Regions from separate parts of the Mus musculus genome. Here regions 1, 2, 4, 5 and 6 are each linked to region 3. Evidence: chromatin loops called from intact Hi-C (ENCODE). Cell type or tissue: gastrocnemius. All regions are shown on one strand. Each heading gives the region's core, and the rest is flanking DNA. Links, peaks and the distances in the headings are about the cores only.

Region 1 (4,715 bases), core at 353-4,352, 66 kb before region 3:
TCAGCAGAACTATGCCAGCCATACTTCTCCAAGGATAGAACATAGAGGTGGGCAGAAGTAAGTTGTGGGGGGTTCACTTCAGATAAGATGTGCCAAAAGGGTCCTCAGCAGAAAATCTGAGGCTATGAGCACCTTGGCCACTAGTGCCAGCCTAGATGGGTGGTGAGGAGTGGGCAGGGCATGTGCACAGCCATCTCCTGGAACCCATGAACAGTGAGGGAGTATCCCAGGTTTCATCTTTGGCTGGCAGATGTCTGCTTGCCCTTGCTCACTCAAGGAGAATCCCCTCTGGCCAGCCCTCCCACTGCTGCCTGTGAATGCCTCCTCACACAACATGAGAAATCCTCCACCAGGGCGGGAGCCTCCCACCTCTCAAGGAATTCCGCTGTGCCTGCCCCTCCTTGAGGCAGGCCGCGGATAGCCCAGGGCGCCTCACGATTGGTTGGCCCAACCCCGGTTCAACTCCTCTACGTCCCTGGCCATCTACAGGCTCACCCCCCTTCCCGCTGCTGCGCTTGAGATGTACCGTGGTGGCCTTTAACCCCTACGCAGTTCAGCCGGGAATGCCCGCTCCAGGTTCTGCTCCTCAGCGGATCGAAGACACTGGAGGCAAGAAGGACCTGCGGGCCTCACTGCACCACTGGGGGCGGGGTGAAGAGACCTATCCGTGGCTATACCGAAATCGAGATGCCATCACTGGCTAGGAGCTGCGGGCCAAGACAGGGTGGCGAGCACCACTTATCTGAGCCCCACACCCTCACCGGCAGTTGGATGACAAGAATGACAAGACCGACGTGCGGCAGCCAATGCTCCTAGTTGGTCAAATATGAGTCCCTCTTGCAGACATCGCCACGTGGCCCGCTTCCCAACGCTCGCCTCTCTGCGAGAGCGCCCAGGTCCCCGGATGGCGGGGGTGAAGACTGACCAGCCCTTTCTGGGCACCGCGCCCCTAGAGCGCGTTTTCTCCGCTCAGCGCGCCCGAAAGTCGCTAAGTTTGGGAGACGCGCTTTCCGCGACGGTTCCGCGGGGCTCGGGCACAGTCGTGACCCAGTCTCGTGCGTCCCCAGGGACAGTGCACAGACATCGCGGGGTGCGCCTACCCGACCCTGCTGCGGTGAACTTGCCCAGCCCACCTCTCCCATCAGGTGGTCTCTGGTTGTGAGACTCTCGTGGGGCGCGAGCGTCGACCCACGGACCCCATTCCTTGCCACTCGCAAGCCCATGGGAGGGGGTTTCCCACAATGCCCAGCGAGCTCCAGCCCGCACTTCCGCTGTCCAGCCCCGCGGGAGGGGGGCGGTGGGCCGCCGGTGCTCCGGCGGCCACTCGGCCCCGGCCAGCCCGCTGCGCCCAGCCGGCGGAGCGGGGGGCGGGGCCGGCAGGCGGGGGCGGGGGCGGGACTGGGGCGGTGGCCGAGGCCAGGGCGCAGTGCGGACCAATCAGCGGCGGCCGGGCGCGCGCCGGGGGCGGGGTCAGGGTCCGCGGGCGGGGCGCGTGGGGGCCGCGGGGCTGGAGCAGCGCGGGGGCGCGCGCCGGCCTGACGGACGGACGAACGGACTGGCGGGCGGACCAAGCCACCCGAGCGAGCGCGCAGCTCGGACCCTCCCGGACGCAGCTCTCGCCAGTGGCCGCGCGATCACCGGTCCGCGGCCACGGCGCCAGCCCGCGCCCGCGCCCCATGGGGTCACAGGTAAGCTGCGCCGGCTCATTGTCCGCGCGGCCAGGCTGGCGCACCACGCCGGGGCTGGGGCTGAAGCCCTGGCGGGAGCCGGAACCGAGTCCGGGGCGGGAGCTGGGCAGCTGCAGCCCTGGTTACTGTGCCCCGGGCGCGCCCCCGCCCTGCCACTGGCCCCCCGTCCCGCCTGGCGGGGGCGCCCTCCTGGGGGCGATGGCGCCCGGGGACAACGCGGCCGGAGACCCAGGCCCGCGGGGCCACGGCCCGAGTGGCGTGGGCGGGGCGGCACGGCAGGTCCCTGCGGGGTTGAGCGTAGAGGCGGCCGCGGCGCGGGGCTTCCCGGCCCCTTGGCACCTTCGGCAGCCTCTGCGGCCGCCGGGGTCCTTCTTCGTCACCTCCGAAAGGGGATTTTTCCAGCTGGTAATTTCTGCTGCGTCAACGCCTGGCCCCGGGAGGCAGCCCGGGGGCGTCCCTGCGCCCCCCGCCCTCTCCGCCCTGTGCGTCCCCCGCCCGCTCAGCGGAGCCGCACCCGGACCCGCCCGCGCCGAGTTTGCCAAGAGTCAGAACTGCAGGAGGTGGGCCCTGCAGGGCCTTGGGGGTCATTGTCTCCCCAGAAGCTAGATGCCGGTTGTTTTAGATTTTCATTTTAATAATGGGCCGAACTGGGGTTCGGGGCCCTCCCAATGCGATGGAGTGGGCAGCGCAGATAAGACGCAGCGCTCGGAGCGCACGGGGCGCGCAAGGGAACCGGGTCCGCTACAAGTCGCGTCTTTGTTTCCCAGTAAATAGACCTGTCAGTTTCACAGGTTAGCGAAAGTCAGTATCAGACAACTCAATCCCGAGGGTAAAACTGGATTTTTCTGCACCATGGAGAGGGTTCTAGCTAGTTGAGGGATTTCTTGGTATGGCTAGCGATTTCACTATTAGTAGGCGGAACCAGCTATACACAATAGGACTGGATCTGGGAGCCCCTGAGCAAGCTAAATGGGGCAAAAAACAGATAATTTCTAACCCAAAGAAATATAAACAGAAGAAAGTTTGAAATTCTTAGCGAATTTCCTCCGGCTCGCTTTGCTACAATCTCAGCGTGCATTTAGTGGAGGTCACAGTGCGAAGATTGTTATCAGAATGTAAAGAAATGCTAATTAGAAAATGTTTAGTGAACCGCCTAGGCACTGACACCTGTGAATGGTGCACTCCCGCGTGTGCTTGCCTCCCTCGCGGAACGCTGGATTGGATCCCTCCTCCAGGCTAACTAACTTCCCATTTGGGTGCAGATTCGCGAATTCCGCTCTTGCTGGTCCTAGTCTTGCCAGTGCAAGGCAGTGTTTCTACTCAGCAAGAGAATAGTTTGTTCATCAAAAGGAAATTTATAGGTTTTCCACGTGAATAATGAAGTAAAGTTTATTGTCCTGGGAGTCCTCCATTTTGGTATAGTTTATGATATTAGGTACTTTGAACTGAAAAGTTTAGGATACATCTCCATATTATTGCAGAAAAGATAGTGACACTTAGGTTGAAATTATTGCAGATAGAAGTTTAGCATTTTCTTTGGAAACCTTGTAATTTTTTTTTTTCCTGAAAGGGAACGGTGTTGGCTGTTATTGCCAGTTTCCTCTTTAGAATAGTAGAAAGAACTCACTTTGAGAGCCTAGAAATCCAAAATCCAGACTTGCCTCAAGCCTGCCCGAGGACAACATTTAATTAAGATTCTCATGACTCTACCTTGAATGTAAGACTTTTGCTTTCGTTAGATAATTTCTATTCATGAGGCTGGTGTTGGTGGCGCATGCCTTTAATACCAGCACTTGGGAGGCAGAAGCAGAGAATCTCTGAGTTCAAGTCCAGCTTGCTATACAGAATGAGTTCCAGGACAGCGGGAGCCACAAAGGGAAACTCTGTCTTGGAAAACAAAACAAAACCCCTAAAACAAAACAAGAAAGATAGTTTCTATTCATGTCCTGTTGCTTTATGTAAGTGTACAGTTATTCTGAGCCCAGACCCAACCTCATCTCTTTCTGACTGGTCTCTGTTACCAGGGCCACTGGTGACACTTAGTTCCCTGCAACCCAGTATGCCAGGGTCAGGCTAGTTCATGTCCCTGTGACTTGTGATGCTCCTTGGTCCCACAGAGGAACCAGGGCATAAATGTCAAGAAATGGAGAAAGTGCTTCAAAGATGCATAGAAAATGCCTGAAGGACGAGAGGTCTGTCACCGCTGAGGATGTCTTATTTACAAACACTGATGAACTGAATTATGTTGTAACAGTGAACTTTGTGACTTTGTGTGGAGGTTTTCAAATTAAGGAAAATTGGGCCACTCTGTCCCTGTGGTCTGGTTTCTGGGGCGCTGATCAGCTGCTGTGCTGTACTCCTTGAGGTCTTAGACCAGCCTCTGAGATCTGAAGAGGTTCATTTAGTGTACAGGGCAGGAAAATACTTGAGCTAATTTCTCACAGAAGTCACTTTCTGTGCTTAGGCATTCTCTTAGCTGTTAGCAAGAAGAAAGTTCTAGAAACAATTGTCTCCCGTTTAATCTGAACACCAGAGTCCTTGCACCTGCCTTAGGCAACCTGTTTCAGGAGCTTCCTGTTGTTTTGTTTTCTCATTTTGAAAAAAAAAAAAATAAGGCTTTTATTCTGCTTTGAAAACATATGCTAATTTAAATTCTCTGGAGTGAGATTGGATTGTTAAGAATTTGAAGCTGGATGGTGGTGGCATTTAGGAGGTAGTGACAGGTGAATCTCTGAGTTCAAGGCCAGTGTGGTCTAGAGTATGAGTTCCAGGACTGGCAAGGCTACACAGAAACCATGTCTTTACCCCCTCCCCCACCACTCACAAAAAAAAAAGAAAAAAAAAGAAAAAGAAAAGAATTTCCCTTTGAACCTGTTACATCTGTGGTGGGTAGATTGTTGTTGTTCTTTTTCAAGACAGGCTTTCTCTATGTAGCCCTGGTTAACCTGGAACTCAAATCTGTCGACCAGGCTGGCCTCACAGAGATCTGCCTGTCTCTGCCTCCAGAGTGCTGGGATTAAAAACATG
Region 2 (4,715 bases), core at 224-4,223, 180 kb before region 3:
AGGGACAAGGAGACTAGCCGGGATGAATTCATCTTCTACTCCAAAAGACTGATGCGGCTGCTTATTGAACATGCACTGTCCTTCCTACCCTTTCAGGTGTGGGTTTATAAGGAAATGGGTAGAGGGTGTCCCACTCTTCCACGCGTGGGCTAATGATGGGGGGGGGACTAGGCTCTGGCTGTTCACAGACGCCCCAACTCACCATGCAGGACTGCACTGTACAGACTCCACAGGGGCAGGACTACGTGGGAAAGTGCTACGCTGGAAAACAGGTGCACATGGCTAGGGATGAGCTATCAGTAGCTGAGGGGGTAAGAGGCTCTGGGATAGAGGCATCCAGCTTGCAGCTTACTGAGCCTCCCTTCCCCACTAGATCACCGGCGTGTCAATTCTGCGTGCAGGAGAAACCATGGAGCCTGCACTGCGTGCCGTGTGCAAGGATGTGCGCATCGGCACTATCCTCATCCAGACCAACCAGCTCACAGGGGAGCCTGAGGTGTCCAGCCAGGGAGGGCTGGGGGTTCACAGTAATGACCAACATGGGGAGGGGGACCAGAAAATTGATGTGGGAGCCCTACTCTGACCTTACTATCAACTATAGCTCCATTACCTGAGGCTTCCCAAGGATATCAGTGATGACCATGTGATCCTGATGGACTGCACAGTATCCACAGGTGCTGCGGCCATGATGGCTGTACGTGTACTCCTGGTAAGTAGACCTGGATGGACTGCTGGCAGATTCCTTGGCATTGGGACTTATCCTGTCCCCATGTTGCACAGGACCATGATGTGCCTGAGGACAAGATCTTTTTGCTGTCCCTGCTCATGGCAGAGATGGGTGTGCATTCTGTGGCCTACGCTTTCCCACGCGTGAGAATCATCACCACAGCTGTGGACAAGCGTGTCAATGACCTTTTCCGTATCATCCCAGGCATTGGTGAGTCCATTGTAGCCCAGGGAGCATGACTGATGACCCAGGGGGACCCAGTCACACAAAGCTATTTCTTGTTTCAGGGAACTTTGGTGATCGCTACTTTGGGACAGATGCAGTCCCTGATGGCAGTGATGATGATGAGGCAGCCACTGTGGGTTAGTTCCCTGTCCGAGCTACTCTTATTTCTACCCAGCCTTCTGTCTTCTGGTCTGGAATTGCAGGGACAACACATTAACTTATTTTGAGTTTAAAAATGTTACCGAAATAAAAATAATCAGTTTACACATTTTATAAAATAAATAAAGCTTTATTTAGAAAATGATCGTGTGGCAGAATGTAACCTGGGTGGACTCTGTTGAGGCAGTCTCCCCAAGGTATCTGAGGGTGAGGTAAAAGGTCCAGCAGGACAAGGCATTCTCTGCCTTGCACTGTACTTTCCTTACAGTCAAAGCTTGTTCACTTATTGTCTGATAGTGATAAGGGAAGAAGTGGGGCCTCCAGATGAACCACACAGCTCACCTGACGGACCTGGACCCAGAGACAAGAATACTTAGGGCTCTGAGTTAGCCTCTGTGACCACTTCCTTCCGACCACATTTGTACTACCAAGGGACCCAGCAGGAGCTGATGTGTGGGCAGCTATGGCGAGGACTGAGTAGTGGAAGAAGACTAGCTCCAAGATGGCCAGAGCCTCAGGATTTCAGAACCAAAGTTTCATGTTCATCCCTGCCTGGCTGCTACTGAATTCTAGAGGTTAAGGCAGGCTTCTCTGGCAGCTGCCAGGCAGCTTTACTAACGTGACGGTTCTGTCCCAGTGAGATAACAGGACGTGTACATGGACAGCTACTGGATATGAGCTATGGGTCTCTGGCCTGTGTCAGGTAGCCCAGGAACCTAAAACAGGCTCCCCTAAACCCCATTCAAGCCTACTGTGGGCCTTTTTCCTGCTTGTCATGAGACGGGGCCAAGGAGTAGTTGGGTGGAAGTCAACCCACAATGGTGGGAGCTAAGATGAGTTGTTTACCCAAGGAGCAGCCAGGCACTAGAGGGAGACAGAGAGCCAAAGTAGAGGTCAGGAGGCCCTTCTCTATAACCTAATAAGTGGACCCTCTCCTACATCTCTACCCAGTGGCTCACTCATTCCTGCACTTTATGCTGGGAAACTGAAGAAGAGTATTCCTCCCAGCCAGGTTTTCCCAGATGAGGAATTTAGGAATACTATGAGAAGCTGGGTAGGAACCAGGAAGGTTGCACCCAAGTTCAACCAGGATGATTGGTTCCCTAAGAACAAATCAAACACACACACACACACACACACACACACACACACTTACATACCAACACTACCTACAGATGTAGTACATGCATCCACACAGCAGACAGGACATACCAGAGACATGCATATATTAAGTGTGGTGATAAAGCTCTAGGATGGGATGGGCCATATTGCTCTAGAGCTCCTAGAGAAAGGTAGATTCCATATCAAGCTCCTAGAGAAAGGTAGATTCTTTGTCTTCTTGACAGTGGGGCCCAGAGAATAGCCTAGAGCAGGAGACCTAAATTTCAAGGCCCTGACTAGATATCTTCATCTACATGAGATATGCTATTGGGAAATCTCAAATTTGAGTGTCCGTTTTAGAGGTAGACTAGGACCTGCTAAGACAAGGCTACAGGTAAAGAGAGTTTTTAGGCTTATTTTCTAACTAGAGTCATATGGATATAAGAAGTGGGCACCTTTCTAAACAGCTAGGGGGGATATGCCCCTGAGACCAGGGTACACAAGCACTAAGTCCTCATGGGAACAAGCTGACCCTGGGTGAGAATGCCCAAGGACTACACTCAGGGTTATGACTTGATGTTCAGAGACAGAAAGCCTTTGTACCTTTAAATGTCTAGGTCCATCTTGGACCATTGCAGACTAGGGTGACGTGTGCCATGGAGCCAGGTTAAGTTATGAACAGTGACCACAGAGGCAGGCAGATGGACTTAGAGCCTACCTGGCTGGCAGTGGGTATGGATGCCGCATATGGACCTGAAGTGCCCCCCTCACAATCACCCAGACGTCACTGAGATATTCAGATGGGCTAAAAAGGCCAGTTTCCTTAAATGTTTCTAGGACTGTCCAGTCAGAAAATAATGTCTGTAAGGTCATTCTCAGGGTTGTCAGCCTGTGAGGTGCCACCCTTTCTTGATCTTAACAGTTTCAGGGTGACATGTCCTTACCTAGAAAGACAGGAAGCCTAGAGCTTAGAACAGTCCAGGTCTGCTGAGTTAGTAGAGGACTCCAACACAGGTGCAAAGTGTTTATGCTCTGTCAGCTGGAGTCGGGAAGCAGTAGACAAAGATGGCTGTGCCTGGGCAATGAGGTATGTCATATGTTGGGTGCTCCACAAGTCCTGCAACAAGAGCATTCCAGGTAGGACATCTGCAGGTTAGTTTTGCACACCAGATGAGGAGAGGCAGTCAGAGATAATTCTAAACACTAAAGGTTTGATTTAGGTTTTTTGGGGTGGGGGCGAGAGGCTGGGAGAGAAGAGTCTCACTTTGTAGTGTTGGATGGCCTGGAACCCACTGTAAAGACTAGGCTGCCTCAAACTTACAGACATCTGATTTCTTCTGCCTCCCAAGTTCTAGCATTTGAAGTATGCACCATCATGCCCTGAGGCTGTGAAGTGTTGAGACTCTCCACAGTCAAATTCAGAGCTGGAGGTCAGGGTGGTGTTTTGTTTTGTTTTTGGTTCCAGTTTTTTTTTTTAAAGATTTATTTATTTACTATATGTAAGTACATTGTAGCTGTCTTCAGACACTCCAGAAGAGGGAGTCAGATCTCGTTACGGATGGTTGTGAGCCACCATGTGGTTGCTGGGATTTGAACTCTGGACCTTCGGAAGAGCAGTCAGGTGCTCTAACCCACTGAGCCATCTCACCAGCCCTTGGTTCCGGTTTTTTGAGACAGGGTTTCTCTGTGTAGCCCTGGCTGTCCTGGAATTGGCCCAGCTGGTGTTCAGGTTTAAGGGAGGAGGCCCTGGCTGATGGGCAGTGAACTGTAGTTTTTGGTTTGAGTATGCTTTGATTCAGAAAGAAAGAGGCATCTAGAATATGGAAAATGATATTTGACTGGGCCCAGGGAAACACAGGGCTAGAAGCAATGGCTACTTTAGCAGTGAAATCTGGGGGCATTTGGGGGAACAACCTTGTGGTAGGATTCTTTGGGCCCTCACACCAGCCAACTTCCAATTGGAGGCAAAGACCTGCCTTAGACCAGTTCTGCTTACATAGAATTACATGTTGTGAACTTCAAATATGGCTAGAGACAGAGAAAAATTTGTACCTCAATCTGTTGATCTGAGGCACTCCCAGGAAGCTTGGGATTTATGCTTACCAGTACAGTTCACTGCTATTAAGCTCTGAAGCCACCTAAACTTGGGCCTACAGAGCTACAGCATGCATGCAGATAGCAGAAAAACTGCTGCCCACCTGAAGGCTGCATACAGTCTGTGGGCCCAGCTATTTGCATCCTCCCAGGACTTGCAGTGGCTCTTCTCTGCATTCATTCCTCTTGTGCATTCTCTGGAGGTGCTTGCCATGGTGGTTGGCTGATCAAGTGTAAGTAGCTAGGGGAATTGAGATCTGTAGTAATAATTCTGGAATTTTGGGTTCTTTTAAAAACACAGAAATATGAGTATGTTTTTGTTTTAATCCCAGGTATGGAGTATGGGGTTGCTTCAGATTGTCCACAGCAGCTGATTATGATTTGTCTCATGCTCTAGTAGAGGTGTGAT
Region 3 (4,715 bases), core at 217-4,216:
AGCTAGGGTCAAGGACTTAGAGCTCCTAAAAATTAATCAGGGTTTGGGGAGGGGCACACTTAGAGGAAGATGGAGTTAGGGGGTCTCAGGTTTCAGCAATCATCTTCCCCGGAAGAGCTGGCTGCTTGAGCCTGACTGCAGGCCTGCAAGGCCTCCCCACAGGGGCTTATTCAGAACAGGGACTTGTAATGCACCTGCTTGATTTACTGTGAGCAGAACCCCAGCTTCTGCCCCAACCTCAGGTCCTAGAGTCCTGTGTACTCATAGCTGCTTGAAGTCTTAGAGCTGGTTTTAGATCTTCTTGCTAATGAGACCAAGGAGGTAGCTCAGTCAGTAGAGTGCTTGCCTAGCATGCGTGAAGCCCTGGACTCAATCCCTAGCACCACATGATGGTATATTCCTGTGATGCCAACACTTGGGAAGTGTCGGAAGTAAAGAATATCGGAAATTCAAGACATTTAGTTGGCTCGGGGAATAAGGATGACTGCTACCAAGCTTGACTACCTGGGTTTAATTCCAGGACCCACATGTTTGGAAGGAGAGAACAGACTTCCTTCTATAAGTTGTCCTCTGTGTGGACAGTTATGGTGTACACACACACACACACACACACACACACACACACACACACACACACAGAGTAAATTTTTTGAAAAGTTCAAGGCCATCCTCAGTTAGTTACTAGCAGATTCAGGGCCAGCCTGTGATACCGGTGACCTTGTCTCAGAAAGAGAAACAAAATAACTTTTCACTAGTTCTGTTTGTGCTGAGTCCACAGAGAGCTTTACAGACTGAGCCTAAGTGGGATGTTGTCACCTCCACACAGCTTTTCCTACTCAGAGAATACAGGGTCTTGTTTTTCAGCTCGGGCGTAGGTAATGAACAGTCTTGAAAAGTCTGCATTTTCCTAACCAAAACAACATTCGCCCGTGTTTGAGGACGGGCCACGCTGCCTGCCTTTCACGTGGGGTAGCTGTTCCTACTTCAGGGCGTCACCTTATTTTAAAAGAGGAGGCAGAAGAATGATAGGTTCTAAGCCAGCCTGTGTACCAGGCTCAGAATCGGCTTCATAGTGAGATCTTGTATTTAATATTGATGATGCCCCATATGTTAAGACTTGCATGAGAAAAAGGTCTATTTAGTTTATATTGTTTCCTTGGGATGCCTGTCTTTGAAAAAGTAGAGTCCTCTGCATTAGAGGCAGCTCTACAGCCCACTATGTTCACCATCTACTGCCCTGACTTCTTGGCAAGCAAAGCCCTTCCAAGCCCCTCGAGAGGTGGAGACAGTGCTGAGGGCCACTCTGTACATTGCCAGGGATCAGAAAGGCGTGGGTTTGTAATATTCTAAACACCATGGTCAAGGAGCATGGCAGCAGACTGCATGATACCCTTCTCTTGTGCTTCTTCCTGGGCATGTCAGGATGGGCCAGTGTTCTGAGGAGAGGCTCCATGAAACATCTTTGTCACCTCTGAGCAACATAGTACAGCCAATAGTTCATGTGGTAGTCCTCAGGCCACAGGAATCTTAGTAGTGCCAGACTCCTAGGCCTGCTCCTGTCTGATCAACACTGCTGTAACTTGGTCTAAGTTTTGTTCTTCTGTGGTAGAGAAAGGGGGAAATTCTGAGCTGAAAATGGCAAAACAAGGGCTTGGGGGGAATGCGTAGTTCAGTTGGCAGAGTATTTGTCTAATTTGCAAGAACCTCTGGGTTTGAGCCCTAGCATTACATAAAACCAAGCATGTTAAAACATATCTGTAATTGCAGAATTATAGAGGCTGAAACAAGGGTATTGAGAATTTCAGGCGAGTATGAGAGAGGGAGAGAAACACATAAGCCAAAGAAACCAAAAAGTGCCCTGTGTACCAAGTTATTAGAGGTCTCATTTCTAGAATCAAACTTTCAGGGAAGCATGTGAGGCTGGCACCCCAGCTTCAAGGGCCACCAGTTCCCCCTAGTGACAACTCTTTTCAAGTCATACTGTGGGCTTCTCGAGTTTTTCTTTGTTGGTGTATATTTGAGTCTTAATTCAGAGTTCTTCGGAAAGCAACTCTACCTGCAAGAAAGGTGTACTCAAGAGAGGGAAGGCTGGGTGTTCCACAAGATCTTTGGGACTGGAAGCCTGAGAAGCCCAGGATGGGAGGGTAACACTCAAGGTCCAGACAGAAACACAGTGCCACCTTGTGGCCAGATCCTTATGAGTGGTGGAGCCCTTTGCAGGCATGCTTATAGTTGGAGGGAGAACTGGCAGATTCAGAATAGTGGGAACAAGTTATAATCACCCCCTTAGCTGTGTGCAGCCTGTTCCCTAGCAGTCCTGGTGGCAGCTTATGCAGGAAGGAAGAGAGCCTAGAGTCGGGGGAAACTTATGTTTAAGGAAACCTATTCTAGGGTGTTGACCTGAGACCAATCCACCTGTGTATGGCCTAGGGCTGCCTGGCCAGAGACAGTTATGGGCTCCTCTGGGTTCCTTAAGCTTCCATTAAGCTTAGGGTCAGATCTTATATACAAGGAGGTACAGCTGGCCAGGCTGATACTCCTATGAGTACCCCACACATCCCATCTCTAGGGAGGAAATTCTGGACAGGCTAACTTTCTACAGAGTACACTGGTTCCTATGCACACTTCCTCAGGCCCAGGCCTCCTGGATTCTCTCCAGAAATCCAGACTTTAGTGTTCTGTACCTCAAGGCCCCTCTGCTGAGTACTGTGTCTTCCTGCTAAGTACTACAACGGGCAGGGCACTGACTGCCTCTGTCCCTCCCTGGCTGCCACATTTCCTCTGTCATCTCTGTCCTTGCCTTTCAGTTGAGACATAGGACAGAAGGACTTGCCCCTTTTCATGGAAGCAACGTGCATAACAGCCAGGCTGGGGTTCAACTCTGTTGCCCTGCTGTCAGGCTCCATTGTGCTTCCCATCCATCATCTTCACGCTGAGCCCTCTCCCTCCACTCCTCACCTGTAGCTCCCATGCTGCCCAGCCTACCAAGCTAGCCTGGGCTTCCTCGAAGGCTCTTGCAGCTTCCAACCACAGCTATGTATGGGCTCCCTGTCCCATGAATCCAGGTGAGCAGTGTTGCATTTCTTAGCTCTGCACCATCTGGGCTGCTAGGCCAGCTCCTCTGCCTGTACAGGGTTAACATCAGCTGGGCTTCAGAGCTAGGGTGAACCAGAGCCTCTCAGCTTGCCCCACGTGAAAGTTTGTAGGAAGGCTATTTCAGGCAGAGGGAGTAATATGACCAAGTGAGAATTAGAGTACTTGGATATAGATACGTTGGGATCTGGACCAATTTGTAGCTGGTGGCATGACACAGTTTCTCCTGGTGCCTATAGCATCCCCAAGATGGTTTGCTGCCTCTAGTGATATTGCCCATGTGGGCTCCAGATAGACCTGTTCCCTCCAGTCCCTGTCAGGGGCTGTCCCTCCTGTGTCTCTCATGACTGTACTCCTCACCCCAATACTTCACATCTCCACTGACTGCTCTGTTCCTCCAGGTCCACAGCAAGGACAAGAAGTACGTGTGCAAAGTGTGCAGCCGTGTGTTCATGTCTGCAGCCAGCGTGGGCATTAAGCACGGCTCTCGTCGCCATGGGGTGTGTGCAGACTGTGCTGGCCGGGGTGTGGGCACGCCACTGGACCATGGTGGAGGTGGCGAGGGCTCCCCTGAGGCGCTGTTTGCTGGTGAAGGGCCGTACCTGGAGGACCCGGATGATCCACGAGGGGAGGCTGAGGAGGAGCTGGTTGAGGATGAGGATGAGGACGTGGCCAAGTGGAAGGATGACGTGGGCTTGGCCCATGAGGATGCACTGCTGGGGGATGACAAGGATGATGAAGACTCTCCACAGGGGCCTCACAGCCCCTCTGGGGAGCCCGATAAAGACTTTGCCTGGATCTCCTAGGGGCTCTGCTCTAGTGGGCAGGGTGAGTGATGGCTGAATCGCTTTGTCCACCTGTGTGTGTGTCTTAGTGGATCTTTACTTACCCAGGAGCAGGGCTATGCTTACTCCTTGAAGCTCCTCCTAAAGGCCTCTCCTCCATGCTATACCCCTCTCCATTACAGAAACTGGTCCTGTGAGCTAAAAAGTGGGTGTGACTCGTGACTGGGGAGCACTAGGACTGAACACGAAGTGAGGGGTACAGTGTGGGTTTAAGAAAAAGGAGAATGCATGCTCCCACCTGTCCAGGTATTAATGGAATCCCCAGCAGGTGTCTAGATGTATGGGCAGGGCTGCACCAAGGCCTGGGCATGCTTCCTCAGGGTATCAAAGGAGCCCTTTGCTGTGAACCTGGCTAGGAATGCAAGATGACTCAGAGTATAGGTCAGGGTCAGCACTGGATAAGGTCATGAGGGCAGTCTCCCAGACTGCAGGCCTGAGTAAGTGTTGAGTTTTGCATAAACACAAACTGTTCATCCACAGCACTGCTCAATCTCCTTCTATCCCTCCTCCCCAAGCAGTCAGGTTATGGGCTATGGCCCTATGTCACTCTGCCCTCTTGGTTTCTGCTGCCCTACGGCAGCTGGTGGAATCTATTGGGCAAAAAGTCCTGCAACCCTCTTACCTCCAGGCTTTGGTGCTTAACACAAAATGACTGCAGATGCCTCTCTGGAAGCCCTAGGCTCCAGGTGCTATCTCTGTGGGAAGCAGCTACCTAATTGGCAGGCCAAGGAGGAGTGCTGTCTGTCCAAGAGGGGACCTGTGGCCAGATACTTTCCA
Region 4 (4,715 bases), core at 445-4,444, 200 kb before region 3:
CCTGTCAGCCCAAGCCAAGGGCAAAGCAAGTCAGGGCAGCCTTAGAGATGCTGCTCGCCTGGCCTGGCTATGGCGTGGATCATCCTCCAATCTCAGTACCCTTGGGGCCAGAGTGTGGGCTATCAGCTGATAAAGGGAAAGGCAAGACCAGCTTATCTTCAGAAAGTTCTCAAGACAACTCTTGGAAAAAAAAAAAAAAAGTTTTGGTCCCAGGGGCTCACGATTCCCCCTACAGGAGAAATTATTACTCCCCTCATTGGTAGAGAGAAGATTTAATTGTCAGGGAGCTGAGTCACAGGGGAGGAGCTTGCCCCTGACCACTCTGTATGCACATCCCTGCATACAGCCTCTGCCCATTTCAGCTTCTGCCAGACTCTCCTAGAACACACAGTATCAGCTGAGAACATACCCTGCCACCTGCCTCGGACACCAGGCACCAGCCTCACGTGGCATGACTCCCGCAGCCAGAGGGCATCCAGCAGCAGGCCAATCAAGCTCCTTCAACAGCCCGGCTCAGAGATCCCCCAGGTGCCTACCTATCCCACCTAAATCCTTGCCCTTGCTCTCAGTTTTATTATCTTCACTCAACTAACCCTACCTCCCCACCTGCAGGCCCGGCTCTACTCTGATCACTATGGTTTGTACCATACAAGCCCTTCACTGGGTGGCCTGACAAGGCCAGTGGTCTTGTGGAGCCAACAAGACGTTTGCAAGTGGCTCAAGAAGCATTGTCCTCACAACTACCTCGTCTACGTCGAGGCCTTCTCCCAGCATGCCATCACTGGTATAGTGGGGTCACTGGCTAGGGAGAAACAGAATGCTCAAGACGTAGTCAGCCTTGTCTTCTCCTGTATCCTCCTGAGTTCAGCCTTGTGTGTGTGTGCTGCTTCTCTGATTGGCCTCTTTTAATCAATCCTGTCTTTCTTTCTACCTTTCTTCCTTTAAGAATCTCTGAATCTCTGCTCTACTTTCTTGGTCATGTCTGTCTGTTTATTTGTTTGTTTTATCCTGATAGACTCCTATGCTTTGCTTCTGTTTGCCTCACTGCCTTCCCTTCTCTCTCCCTAGGCCGAGCTCTGCTTCGACTGAATGCAGATAAGCTGCAGAGAATGGGGTTGACCCAAGAGGCTCAGAGGCAGGAGGTGCTGCAGCAGGTACTCCACCTGCAGGTTCGTGAGGAGGGGCGGAGCCTGAAGCTGCTCAGCCAAGGTTAGTATCAGGGACCAGGATTAGGGGGAGGGACTAGGCTGAAGGTGGAGGGTGACTTTTCTCGACACAAAAGGGGGCCATCCAGTAAGGACCATCCTTGGGTGTGCCAAAACTCAGCTTTTCCTCCTATCCATCCTACAGCTTCCTTCGGAAACATGTCCTAGCTGCTGCCTATACTTGGACCCCAGACCCCAACACTGTGACCAGAGCCCACAGCCAAGAATGAGTCAGAATTGGCCCTACAGCCCCTTTGGATCCTGCAGGATACCCTAGTGGCTAAACCTAGCCCAGTGATCAGGGAGGAGCAAGACTTCCACCTCCAGGTGTCTCTGGAGAGGCACTACAGGTTCTGCCCTGTGGCTGGGTGGGTGGTTGTTGCCTGCTTATAGACCCTTCTTCTGAGATCCAAGCCCAGGTCCCATCCCCTGGTGCTGCTGGCAGCAAACAGGGTAGCTGCCTGGAACTAGAATGGGGTTTGAATGTCCCCAGACTCCCAGGGAGTCTGTTTATTTATTCTCCCTCCAACATGTGACCATCCCCCATCTGAGTCATGAGTCTTCCCCTTAAATCTTAGTTCTGTGTCTTTCCCGGGCACCCCCAGATCAGCCACACAGTGGGCCAAGCTGTCTTGGCTCTCTTTCAAGTATATCTGTCCCCTAGCTCTCCTAGAGTACAGCAGGCCCAACCTGCTGTCCATACTAATGGTGATCAATCATCATGCCATGTGCTTACTCGGTGATTATGAAACGTCAGTATACTCTACCCACTTGTTAGAAGTGAGGTTGAGAGGGGTCCAAGATGCTCAAGCTGCAAACCCAGTAAGTGGCACGGATTCCAGTGCTGTACAGGTGACTCTATGCACAGCCCACCAGTTCAGCAATGTTCTCAATCTTACCTTTGAAGAAGTCATGCTTTTAAACAGCTTCCCTATTCCCTGGCTCTTAGTAGAGACCATATTGAAGAATGTGTGTTTGTGTCTGTCTGTCTGTCTGTGTTCATGTGCACCTCTGTGGCTTTCCCAAGAAAACCTGTTCTCAACCAAGAAAATCATGTAGGGCAGTTCTTTCATGTGTCGCCAGACACCTGGACAACCCCTCCTTGGGTATTTGGGGGCTGTTGCTGCCAGGAAGGAGGACAAGGAGGATGACCCTGGCAGCTCACTCTCACTCTGCTCTCTACCAACGTTCCCAGGGACTCTAAAATCTCAGGGACAGTTGAGGCTCAGCCTCCAGTCCCCTCTGTGTGCCAAGAGCTGGCCTCGATTCAAGGTTGCTCATTACAGTTAATTTGGGCCATTGGCCTGGCATCTTCCATCCTGTATGCCCTCCATCCATGGAAGGGGGCTCCCTTATTGTGTTTGCCTGCCTCTAGAATCCCCCAGTCCTGGTGCCTGCAGCCAGAGGGCCCTCTCTGTCCCCCCTCTCTCTGTCTTTTCTTCCCTATGCCCCTGTCCTTTCTTCCTTGGTTTTTGGTCACTTTTTATATATACTCTGACAAAAAAAAAATCAGAAATAAATCTGGTTCTCAAATGCCTCAGTGTTGGGTCTCTGGGGAGCAAAGGGGTGTCTAGGACAGTGCCTGCAGATAGAACACCACTAGAGGGCAGTGGTGTTGCATCCTGAGAAAGCTACCTGGTAATTCCAGGACATCAGAACAAACAAGATGTCTCAAGTAAAAAAATAAAAAAATAAAACATCCTTGTCGCAGAGAGAGAAAGAGAGAGAGAAAGAGAGAGAGAGAGAGAGAGAGGGAGGGAGGAAGAAACTTAAAAAGTAAAACATGTCTCAAGTCCTTGGATATCATCCCAGTTTGGGACATAGCAACCCTGACAGGCTCAAAACAATAGTTTGGACACATGGAATGAGGCTTTCTGGAGCTGATCTAGCAGCGAATTTTTGCTGGTTCATGGTCTGGGAGTATAGCTCAGTGATATTGGACATGGTTTGTGTCCCAAATCACGGTTTGATCCCCAGCAAAGAAACAGAAACAGAGGTGTTCTAAAAGTGGAGCAGAGTTCTTTATCTATTCAGCTTTGTAGTGGCTGTCTAGTATTCCTGAGCTAGAGGCTATATCACAAATCTATTTCTGTGGTCATTCTCGTCTGCCTCTCAAATATCTTCTTTAAATTTAGGGTTCACTTAGTCCAAATAGATCTCAGAAACGTCAGTTACATCTACAAAGACCCCTTTTCCAAATAAACTATCACTACAGCTTAACATGGTTATTTGTTGGGGCTTACTCTTCAGCCATACCCTGACATCCATAGCACATGAATCACACACTCTGAACACAATAACCAGACATTCAAATAGGAACATTGAGGTATAGGCCACAAACATAGTGACACAACACCCAGACATGCTTAAATATGTACAAACACACTTGCACAATTGGCCAATGATCTGTGCAAAGATTTATAACATCCCCATATGCACAGATATAATTACCCAAGTGCATAAATACAATACATAATCACTAACACTAGACATGACATAACCCATGGTGCACATAAGTGCATTGCAAAATGTCTTGACACTTAGATACACACATAAAGAAAAATTGCAGGGAGGTGGGGCTAGAGAGAGAGAGAACACAGTTGCTGTTCTTGCAGAATTGAGTTTCCAGCACCCTCTTCAGGCAGTTCACAGCTTCAGGGAATGTAGTGCCCTCACCTACATCATGATGCCCATATATGACTACCACCTGATAACACATGGTCACTTAGACATGTAATAACCTATGGGCATTGGTATATCACACTTGTGAAAACTCAGACTTACACAGGGAAAGTTGAACACACCTTTGTGTGCACACTGATCCCCACCAACAGTCTGATGTTCCACATCCTGGGAGACTCACAAAAGGTAAAAGACGTCTTTAATCCCAGCATATGGGAGGCAGAGACGGGCAGATCTCTGAGTTTGATGCTGGCCTGGTCTACAAAGGGCTACATAGTGAAAAGTTGTTTTAGAAAAAACAGTGGGGGGGGGGGGCTGGAGAGATGGCTCAGTGGTTAAGAGCGCAGACTGCTCTTCCAGAGGTCCTCAGTTCAATTCCCAGCAACCACATAGTGGCTCACAACCATGTGTAATGGGATCTGATGCCCTCTTCTGATGTGTCTGAAGACAGCTACAGTGTACTCACATACATAACATAAATAAATCTTAAAAAAAAAAAAAAACAGTGGGCATGGCTGAGAACATGTAACAGTATTATGACTCAAATGAAAGCTGAATTTTTCCCTTCCCTATTGAGTGCTCCTGTGGAGCCCCAGGCTTTGCATTCTACCTCCTTATCAGCCAGTTGGCCCTTCCTAGTCTGTCAAAAGGGTGTTTATTTCTCTGCCTCATTTATTTCCCCTTCCTAGTCTGTCAAAAGGGTGTTTATTTCTCTGCCTCATTTATTTCCAAGTTGTGTGGGCTGTGCTGTCATCCTCCCACCCACCCCCTAGATCTTACACTAGCAGCCCAGGCTCGGGGCCAGAGAAGTTAGATACTTACTGGCTG
Region 5 (4,715 bases), core at 222-4,221, 190 kb before region 3:
GGGCTTTGGAGTGGTTGTGTGCAACTGTGGAAGGGAAGGGGGCCAAAGTGCACTTTTCACAACACCTCTGTGGGGTGTGACCATCCACCCTAGCCTCTCAGGTACTTGGCACTTGTAGGGAGAAGTAGGACCTGGGTTTGCTGGGGGCTGAGTTTTCCAGGACGAACCAGAAAGCCCATATACAGCCTTGCTATGGGACTGTTCTGGGTAACTTGATGTTAGCACTTTAACTCAGTCTTTGAGGTCAGTTTTGGGGCAGCTGTCAAAAGCTGCAGTTGGATAGGTACCAGCCTGTGGTGACTGGTAAGTAGTGGCAAACTAGACTGTAAAGCTCTTCCATGGTGGCAGGGCTCATCGGTCTGCCCACCTCCCTACTATGGCCCAAAGGTAACCACCAGCCTACACAGATCCTCAGTAAGAGGGACCATCATGGCAGAGCTACAGAAGGTGGGTGGGCATAGACTTAGAGGGCCAAACCAACCCTGGGTCCTTGGCAAAATGCAAAAGTCAGGGTCTCTACAGATCTACCTCTGGCTCAGCGCTTGCCCTGCCCTAAAAAAACAGAAGTGCCAAGGGCAGACATTTCATGCAGAACCAGGGTGCACTTTATGTTCCTGCACAGGCAGATGATGGTGCCTCCTGGAGGCTTTGGGATCTTCCTGTCCCTATGGTGGTTCTGAAGGGAGAGCTGTTCCCCTGTTGGGTGAAACCCAGGTCCCTTGCCCTGGAGACCTGGTTTCCCAGGTCACCCCACATACCTGACTGCAGCGCCTCCTAAACTTTGGGTTCCTTGGTTTGGTTATAATGCAGTTCTCATTACACAAGTGCATTTCTGGCTATCACTTGTAACCATAGATATACATGCATATATATTCTATCTACAAAGTGTTTTATTTGCAAGATGTTTTGAGGTGAGCTTTGGTCCTGCCCGCCTTGTGGTCATCTGTCCTCATCCTCATCCCCTGGCCCGGAGTGGTGCGGTGGTGGGCCATCAACTATGTATTAAAGTCACTGTATCAAATAAATGTTTATTGATTTTTTTTTTCCAGGGATTTTGTGTGGCTGAGTTTGTGTTGAGGCAAAGGTCATTCTCGGGGCTTGCCGCACGGCCTTGTGGGGATTGTAGTCCGCAGCGTGCCTGCCTCCCGGTGCGCCTCCCCGGCCTCCGCCAGGTTCGGGACGCCATGGCTGCGCCGCCGGCCTCAATGAGCGCCGCCCCTTCGCCCCTGCAGTCTGCTGTGGCCCCAGACGTGCCTGGCCGCCAGGCCGAGCAGAATGAAACGGCGTGCGAGGACCGGTAGGCGCGGGCCTGAATAAGGCAGGGGCCGCGCTTGTCTCTTGGGAGGGGTCGGAGCACGGCTTGCATCTCTTCCTAGAGCCGGGACGGCTCCCGGCATCTCCATAGATGGGCAGCTTGATCTCTACAGCCTTGTGGATCCTGGACAGGTTTCGGCGGCTCTCCAGCGCCCTGGGGCCTCCTGGGCTATGTGTCAGCCACCCCCTGCCAGGGAGAGGGAGGTGGCAGACGACCTGGAGGGCCCCAGCGGACGGAAGGCGGAACTGGCCCAAGCTCCAGCTTTTGGAGGCACTGAGAATGGAAACCTGTTTGACATCTTTAGCGTGGGTCTCTGTTCCTAGTGGGTGCGCACTTGGCTCTGGGCCCCCAGCTGGGCGGTAGGCGTGTTCGACCTTCTGAGTTCGTCGAAATTGAGCGCAAAGTTGCACCTGGCGGCCAGTGGTGCTTGTGAATGTAAGATGGGGTGGTGATTGCCACCTGTCCGAGAGTTTGGGGGCCTTTGAGACTTTCGAGGCTTTCAGGAGAATGGAAGGGGAGATAAGGGTCCTTGTAGGAAGTAGGAGACTTAAGGGTCCTTGTCTTCACTCGGCCTGATCATCACTTGTAGCAACTCTAGGTCGTGGCCGCCAGGGGGCAGTGACCATGCTTGGAAACTGCTCGTGACACCTCTTCCGGTCTGTATGAGTCAGTTGAAGGCCAAATGTCTTCCGGCTTTGCATGCCACAGTGCACCGCCTGAGAAGCTGTAACCCCGGACGCCTTTAGAAAGTGAGGTGCTGGCAGTGGATGAGGTGAATCCCAGCTAGTTCACACACTCCAGGCATTCTGACCAGGAGTCAGACTTTGTGAGGCCGTGGCCAAATTCCTCCTCCGAAGGTTCCTGGGGATACACCTTGAGAAGATACAAACTGCCCTGGTGCCTCAGGCACTGGCAGCAGTAGGGGAGGGAGTCGCTGGTAGACTAAAGCCCAGCTTGAGGTTTCTCCTATTGCCTTTCCCAGCACCTGGCTCCCTATCTGCCTGCCCCTGAGGCCTTTTCCTTGGAGTTGTCTGACCTTAGCCAGCACCGCCATTGGCTTTCATGTCGATATGCAAAGTGGAGATGGATTTGGGATTAGAGAGTGGAGAGAAGTTAATAGGTACTCACCCAGAGCCTTGGGGGGGGGGGGGGGAGGCAGGTTGGCAAGTGAGGCCATGAAAGCCTTTAATCCCCCAGTCCTATGTCTACCTTGTAAAAATGGCTTTGATGACTCTGAACCGCCTTCTGCCTCTTGCAGGAATTCCACAGTAGCACCGGGATGGGTTGCTTGACTAGATTTAACCATAGCAGAGGGATCTTGAGACCTTTCTTTGGTGGTCCAAGTGATGAGCCTTCCTCTCTTCAGTCTCTGCTGTAGGCCTTTCATTCTGGTTTCTAAGATATGGGGGATGCAAATTACAGGGCAGCTCTAACTTCCATGGAGTTTCCTTATCCATGAGGCACCGGCTTAGGTCCTCAGTAGCCTCTCTCTGTTTCTCTGTATAAGGATACATACAGGTCTGCAGCAACTCCCTGGTGAGTGGCTTTGAGCCATAGATGACAGCGCTGTTACCTAAGGGATAGCCAGGGGAAAATGAAAACTGAGCAGCAGCTTCCAGCACCACCTACCTCAGACAGCCCTGAGGCCTAAAATGGAGCCCTGAAAGAAGAAAACCTCAAAGATGGAAGTTAAGGAGTGTAGTAGCCAGGTAGCCTGGTGTATCTTAGGTAAAGATGAAGTTCTGGGGTCAGGGTGTGGTATTTTGGAGCCAAGTCTAGTGAATCAATAGGTGGGACAGGTCTATTCTGTAAGCAGTAACAAATCTGGAATTAAGTAAAGCCTTCCCTTTCTAAGACCAGCACGATGTTAGCTTCCCACAGACCTGTGGCCTTTTTGCTACCCACTGATCCTGACCTGCTGGGGTACCCAAGGAACATGTCAGGATCCTCTGTTGTGCTTAGCCAGCCAAACTTAGAGAACTGATTCCCTAGGACTCCTTAACTCTGCACCCCTGCCCAGAACAATATTAGCCTCCCAGAGCAATCCTAGGGCATATCCAGCCAACCATATCTAAGGGTAGAGTCAGAGGGACAGACAAACTATAAACACATACATGCACATGCAAACAGAGATTGGCTCTTCCTGCTCCTGGTGTCTGGGGATGTAGACATACCCACAAGTTACCTAGGTAGTGAGAAGAGCTGCCTCCGAGGCGGCTCCCAGAGTGGCTCCTTTTCAGATGCATGAAGTCCACTTGGAAGCTTCCTTCTCTGAGCCCTGCCAGACTTAGTGCTGTAGGCCAGCCAGGTAGGATGAGGTTGCAATGAGGCCAGCCCACCCCTTGACGAGAACCCCAAAGCCAGCAAAACCTCTCTGATTAGATCTTAAGTCAATAAAGGGATTTCAGCTGAGGCTGGGACCGGATCTTCCCTTTCCATGCTGTGGGCAGGGAGGTTGCTGTGTCCCCTGCTGACTGATGAGGCCAAGGTGGCCATCGGGCTTACTGGAGCCTGTGTGAGGTGGGGTGGAACAGTTATTCTTGGATGTGCTAGGGTAGAATTTCAGATTTGTTTATCCTTGTAGGAGGCACCTTGGGGCCAGGGGAGGGGCACCCAGCTCAGCACTGACATTCAGATCGCCTGGCCTGGTGGGGCCTCAGATTTCCTTGTCGTGCTGTGTATGCATTGGGAGGCAGAACTGTGTTTCTTCCAGAAAATTTGGGGAGAGGTACTAGTGGTTCCCAGCAAGTCCAGGTCAATGTGCAAGCAGCTAACACTGAAGTACACTCACAGCAACTGGCCTGGGGATTGTGCAGGCCAGAGTCAGTACTATTAATATCTGGGCATAGCCCTGACTGGGTGATCCTCTTATGTGTGTGTGTGGCCTTAGCCTCTGAGACTAGCATTGAGTGTGTTTCCTTAGTGCAGTAGGGCTCCCAGGGCCTCCTAGCTGCTGTGCCCTACTCCCTGTATATAGCAACCTACTTCTGCAAGTAGGGGTCCAACCCCCCTAGCTCTTCAGCTGGGCTGCCCATAGGAGTGGTTCCACCCATGGAAGACCAGTTCAGGTGGCTAGAACTCCCAAGCTGTCTTTAGAGACAACTGTAATTCTAAGAGGTAGTGATACTCTAACTGATAGAACCTATACCACACATACCTGGGTCATCCCACTGTCCAGGGACATCCACCTCTGAGCCCTCTGTGCTTACCTGCATCTTTGGCTATGAGCAGTCCCCCAGCTTACCCTGGCATCAGGATCTCAGGGTGCTGGACTCTTGGAGCAGAAAGCAGGTGAGTTGCCGCAGAGTCCCTGCTGATGAAAACCCCACTTCCCAATGGAACTGACCACATTTGACTTGTGTGTGATGTGTGTCCATGGATATCTGAAAACAAACAAGCT
Region 6 (4,715 bases), core at 513-4,512, 100 kb before region 3:
ATATACAAAGAAACCCTATCTGGAAAAACAAAAAATTAATTTCAATTTTTTTTCCTACATAACTCTAATTTGTGTCAAGTTGACATAAAAACTAACCAGTACTCAGAATAACCAAATTTTATGTGAACCTGGCTGGAAAATAAGCTATCTTTAATACTTGGTGATGATGCCAGTGGCTTCAAATTCATCCTCTCCCTCGTTCTCCTTTCCTTTTTTTTGTGATGCCAGGCTAGAACACAACCTCATACATAATTGGGAAAGACCTTTCCCAACACTGCTGTGTAATAGTTTCCTCTGAGATTGAAACATTCCATCCAGCAGGGAAACCTTTACGCAGAAAGGTAAACAACTCAAAATAGCTTCAGGAAATCCCCAAAACTAACTAGAATCACGTTGTCCCTCCCAGTCAGAGTCAACAATAAAAGCTGAGAGTCCCTCACAGCTTGAAACTGAGCTGCAAAGATGACTCAGAAGAGAAAGGTTTCAAAGCCGAGTTTTGAGACCAGAGCAGCTGCCCAGAAGAAGCAGATACCAGGCCAATTGCTTGGAAGAGGTAAACCTCTTTATAACTGAGGCTCCTCGAAAGGACACTTTCCAACCTGTTGAGCTGCCTGCAGGCTGTGTATTGTGTTCAAGGTTCTCAGCTTTGTGAACTATCACCCAGGTTGGGGTGGAATTTGCTGTTGCGACCATCTTTGGGTCATTTCTGCTCCTGTAAGTAACCCCTTGCCCATATCCCTGTAAATAACCCTAATAATGCACATTACTTCACTAAAGTAGACTTTGGTGGTATCTGTACCTTTGGTCTGTTCTGAGTTCCCTAGCTGGGATGAGTAGATAGATGTGTGATGCATCTTCCAGGAAAGGTTTTTTTTTTTGGGGGGGGGGTTGTTTTTGTTTTTCGAGACAGGGTTTCTCTGTATAGTCTTGGCTGTCCTGGAACTCACTTTGTAGACCAGGCTGGTCTCCAACTCAAAAATCTGCCTGTCTCTGCCTCCCAAGTGCTGGGATTAAAGGCGTGTGCCACCACACCTGGCTTCCCAGGAAACATTTTGTCACACAACAATGACTGAGTCACATCCTTAGCAGTGTCATTCCAGGGACCAGAATCTACTACTTAAAGATGAAAATAAAACAGTAGATAGCCTTCTGAATTTGCAAATTCCCTTCACAGTAGAAAAAAAAATCCAGAATGTATAAAAACCCAAAATTCTAATGCTTAGGTAATGTGTTAGTGCAAGCCAAACAGTAGAAAGGTTTTTTTTTAATTTAGCCAGTGTAGTTAAGTAAGCATCCCCAGTGTACCACCTTCTCAAGATTTTAATCTCCTGAGCCTGAACCACACTTCTCCGTAGCAACTCCTTACTGGCCTCAGGTGTCTGTTTTGGCAACAGATCTGGTGTTCTGGGTGTGCCCCTGACTCACTCAACCCTTCTCCCTTGAGAATCTCTAAGTAGGCTACAGTGGCGTTACCACCCAAGAGGCGCTGCTCCAAACACAAGGATAGTTGCACCGCCCCTTCCCCGTAGGGAGCCGCCCACAACGTCTCCGCAGGAGCCTAGCACCAGATGTGGTATCCCCTACGGCCCAACGAAAGATAAAGAGCTGCAGAGCCAGCGAGAGGACAGAGGGTGAAGCGCATTAAGGAGAAATGTCTGGAGTTATGAAACTCTAGGAACTGAGAGGGAGCCGAGGAACGCCGCTTCGCAGTGCTCCGAAGGGAGGCCGAGGCGCCAGGGCACACACAGCAAGACCATCGGGAGCCTTGAGGTCAAGGGCCTCTTGGCCGAAGAGAAACAGCGGATTGGTTTGGCAGAGGCTGAGGGGGGGCCGAGTCGCGACTCGGAGGGCGGGAATGCGGCACAGCCCCTGCCCATCCACGGTGCGGGTACCTTGGCTAGCAGAGTCCATGTTCAGGCGGCAGCTGGGTGTAGCTGGCGTCGGTGCTGGGATCGCAGGTCCTACAGGAGCCCAGCCCCGAGGACTGCAAGCTGGCAGCTTCGTACACACGAGCCAGTGGAACTGTAGGGCCGCAGTCGCTTACGTAATCAGCGACGCGCCGCCTTCCTTCCGCTCGGGTTCGTACTCCGCCTTCTTCCCGCCCTCGGTGAAGTAGTGTCCAATAAGAACGTCTTCTGGCCCCACCTAAGACAAATCTTTCAATTTGATAGGTCAGACTGCAGCGAAGCAGGAAGCAATGCTTCTAGTCTGGTTCCACAGTAAGATTCTAGGGTGAAAAAGGGCAGAACAGCTGAAGCTCGAGGCATGGGTGGTTCGGATTGTGTTGCAGTTCGCCGACTTCCCACCTTTAACCTCGGCTGCCCACAAGACTTCTGACTTTGCACCTCGACAGGTCAAACTCAGGCCTATGTACTCCCCAGTCCCCTGTCAACCTCTCCCCACCCCCTGTAAATTCTTTTGGTTTTTGAGTCAGGTTGCTTGCAGCAAAGGACGACCTTGAATTTACTGTGATCTTCCTGCGTCCACCTACCTAGAGCTAGAATTACAGGAGCAAACCATCACAGCTGATTTATACCGTATTGGGGATCGAGAATTCAGAGCTTAATGCATACTGGGCAAACATTGTACCAATTAACTTGCTTTTGCAACCTCTTTATGGAGACTTTTTATTGTCTAGGGAGTGCACTAAAAGTGTAGAGAGCGCGATTCGTCTTCTTGCCCTGCAGGTGCCGCTGTCTCCAGCTGGATTCCCACACTAGTAGGCCAGCTGTTTGGGGGCTGCTGGGCGGCTTGTATTCTGGTACTGGAAGAGTTCACACAGCACTGAACACCTCAGGGACCTGTTGGACCCTCCAAATAACTGAAGCCCAGCCCAGTGTAAGCACTCCGGTATTTTCTCACTTTCTTTTCACAGCATCAGGTGAGCCAGCACTGGCGCCCCCTCCCAGTTTACAGATGAGCAAACTGAGGCTAAAGTAAATTTCCAAAGATCACTCCAGAGCTTTGAGGTTCTTTTTTTTTTTTTTGATTTATTTATTTATTATATGTAAGTACACTGTAGCTGTCTTCAGACACGCCAGAAGAGGGCGTCAGATCTCGTGATCAGATGGTTGTGAGCCACCATGTGGTTGCTGGGATTTGAACTCCTGACCTTCGGAAGAGCAGTCGGGTGCTCTTACCCACTGAGCCATCTCACCAGCCCCGAGCTTTGAGGTTCTTATGGTTTTAGTGTGTCAACACTGACAGGAGAACAAGAGTGCCCCCCCGCCCCATTCCAAATGAGGAAGTCGTGACCATTGGGCAACTCTCTGCTAAAAGCAAGCCTTCCAATTTCTTTTGGCCCTTAATATTTTTCAGAAGAAAAAAAATCCTTAAAACAATATTCCCCCTCTTTCAGAATTGTCCCACCTACAAGATTGAATTTTCAGGGCTGGTTAGATGGCTCAGTAGTTAAGAGCATTGACCACTCTTCCTGAGTCCAATTCCCAGCAATCACTTGGTGGCTTACAACCATCTGTAATGGGATCTGATGCCCTCTTTTGGAGTGTCTGAAGACAGCTACAGTGTACTCATATACATAAAAAAGGTTGAATTTCCCTCTCCAGCTAGGCCCCAGTGAGTACTAGTTCCTAGATGCTTCCCACTACCTGTTCCTTCTCTGGCTCTTCTCCCTGCACGTGTCTTCTTGCACAGGACTAGGTGCTTCATTGAATGTGACAGTATCCTGTTCAAGGCTGTCCACTAATATATCTTCTCCATTTACCATTTTGCTTAACCCAGCCTGGTCAGCCCCTGCCCACAGGGCTGGAAACCACAAGAGCATTAGTCCCTTCTTCATGTAGTGAGTGACCACAGTACAGACAGTGGAAAGCTGAACATCTGACATTCATTTTGCATTCTTGAGCCATGAACAAGACCCAGACCTAGCTTAGGTCTGGCCCAAGATGACACCCAGTAACAAGTGGGTAACATTAACATCTGGTAACGATTCAGGATCTCTAGGACTCACGCCACTCTGTGCCCTGTTAATATAGGTCTGCAGTCCCTCTGTAAATCTCCCCTCCATAGAATACAGAAATGAGAAGGGGGTACCGCACAGCAGCATCTGCTGAGACCTGCTAGCAATGAGACCCTGTAGTGCCAGGAGTCTCCTTTCACTGGGAACTACTTGAATCTTTCGTTAGTGTTCTCTTCTCAGGAGCTACCCTGTAGCCCAAGCCAATGTGAAAGGCACTTTCCTGTGACTCCACAGCCTCCCTTGATCAAATACCACACATTACCATAAATTGGATCAGGTTCATCTTTACATTGCTTTTAAGAATTAGGCACAGACATTCAGATGTTTGCAAGGAAGAGAAAGGATGGAAGCAGGAAAGAACAGAAAGAAAGTGAAGGAAGATATACTGCCTACTCTCCCAGACACCAAGATCCCCAGCACGGCCAGCTTTTCTGTATAGATGTAAGGAGAGGAACAGTTGGGGGGAGCTAGAACGTGTACAGATGCCCAAATGCATGAGTCACAGTAACAGTGGCTATAGTCTCCAGGGCAATTGGAAGTCCTCAGGCTCCAGTGGACTGCAGTGAGTTGCCTCCAGGTTCTTAAGGTGCCTGCGTGCCAAGAACAGTGCAAGCTGCCGGCGCCGCCGGGCACTCAGACCTTGGCCCACGAACCAAGGAAAGGAAAGTCCGTGTGGCCCCCAGGCCTCGGCATCGTCCAGCTCCTTCTGGCATCTCTCACGATAAGAACGAAGTGT

What was found. Peaks named below come from ENCODE experiments on the same cell type or tissue, not always from the same donor. Only the 100,000 strongest peaks of a DNase experiment are listed, where the experiment ranks them.
Region 1: it touches region 3 in a loop (2.0-fold over the local background); 2 of 42 quality-filtered maps call a loop at or near these places.
Region 2: a loop joins it to region 3, with 2.9 times the contacts of the local background. A loop is called at or near these places in 20 of 42 quality-filtered maps.
Region 4: it touches region 3 in a loop (8-fold over the local background); 20 of 42 quality-filtered maps call a loop at or near these places.
Region 5: a loop joins it to region 3, with 2.6 times the contacts of the local background. A loop is called at or near these places in 31 of 42 quality-filtered maps.
Region 6: a loop joins it to region 3, with 4 times the contacts of the local background. A loop is called at or near these places in 31 of 42 quality-filtered maps.

Annotation. Positions count from the first base shown.
Region 1 is chr2:181,456,229-181,460,943 of GRCm38, reverse strand. It overlaps a transcript of Zbtb46 not described here. Among named protein-coding and RNA genes, the nearest start is that of Gm22708, 33 kb to the right of the region's middle. In gastrocnemius, for the core only: a CTCF peak has its summit at 1,884; DNase peaks (open chromatin) are centred at 934, 1,448, 1,970, 2,147 and 1 more place; H3K4me3 peaks cover 3,407 bases; H3K27ac peaks cover 3,040 bases.
Region 2 is chr2:181,565,690-181,570,404 of GRCm38, reverse strand. Uckl1 (uridine-cytidine kinase 1-like 1) reads left to right here. Exons shown (of 15, transcript NM_026765.3): 10 at 3-96; 11 at 210-272; 12 at 374-496; 13 at 602-709; 14 at 781-937; 15 at 1,015-1,253. The coding sequence ends at 1,094. Among named protein-coding and RNA genes, the nearest start is that of Uckl1os, 10 kb to the left of the region's middle. In gastrocnemius, for the core only: a CTCF peak has its summit at 1,972 (motif pointing right); a DNase peak (open chromatin) is centred at 1,972.
Region 3 is chr2:181,390,248-181,394,962 of GRCm38, reverse strand. Zbtb46 (zinc finger and BTB domain containing 46) reads left to right here. Exons shown (of 4, transcript NM_027656.2): 4 at 3,495-4,077. The coding sequence ends at 3,899. Among named protein-coding and RNA genes, the nearest start is that of Lime1, 11 kb to the right of the region's middle. In gastrocnemius, for the core only: a CTCF peak has its summit at 2,185 (motif pointing left); DNase peaks (open chromatin) are centred at 2,181 and 3,742; H3K4me3 peaks cover 897 bases; H3K27ac peaks cover 2,249 bases.
Region 4 is chr2:181,593,241-181,597,955 of GRCm38, reverse strand. It overlaps Samd10 (sterile alpha motif domain containing 10), which reads left to right. Exons shown (of 5, transcript NM_172676.3): 2 at 347-528; 3 at 613-784; 4 at 1,069-1,209; 5 at 1,351-2,741. The coding sequence ends at 1,373. Among named protein-coding and RNA genes, the nearest start is that of Zfp512b, 3.1 kb to the right of the region's middle. In gastrocnemius, for the core only: a CTCF peak has its summit at 2,805 (motif pointing right); DNase peaks (open chromatin) are centred at 2,474 and 2,803; H3K4me3 peaks cover 140 bases; H3K27ac peaks cover 130 bases.
Region 5 is chr2:181,578,438-181,583,152 of GRCm38, reverse strand. It overlaps Uckl1 (uridine-cytidine kinase 1-like 1), which reads left to right and starts at 1,180. Exons shown (of 15, transcript NM_026765.3): 1 at 1,180-1,297. The coding sequence starts at 1,185. It overlaps Zfp512b (zinc finger protein 512B), which reads left to right. Exons shown (of 17, transcript NM_001164597.1): 17 at 1-1,050. It overlaps Uckl1os (uridine-cytidine kinase 1-like 1, opposite strand), which reads right to left and starts at 4,673. Exons shown (of 3, transcript NR_027289.1): 1 at 4,525-4,673; 2 at 2,525-2,710. In gastrocnemius, for the core only: a CTCF peak has its summit at 1,905 (motif pointing right); DNase peaks (open chromatin) are centred at 1,216, 1,424 and 1,940; H3K4me3 peaks cover 3,941 bases; H3K27ac peaks cover 3,967 bases.
Region 6 is chr2:181,494,510-181,499,224 of GRCm38, reverse strand. It overlaps Abhd16b (abhydrolase domain containing 16B), which reads right to left. Exons shown (of 1, transcript NM_183181.2): 1 at 4,245-4,715. The coding sequence ends at 4,494. It overlaps Tpd52l2 (tumor protein D52-like 2), which reads right to left and starts at 2,083. Exons shown (of 9, transcript NM_001373959.1): 1 at 1,893-2,083. The coding sequence starts at 1,911. In gastrocnemius, for the core only: a CTCF peak has its summit at 2,672; DNase peaks (open chromatin) are centred at 1,547, 2,065 and 2,760; H3K4me3 peaks cover 2,452 bases; H3K27ac peaks cover 2,430 bases.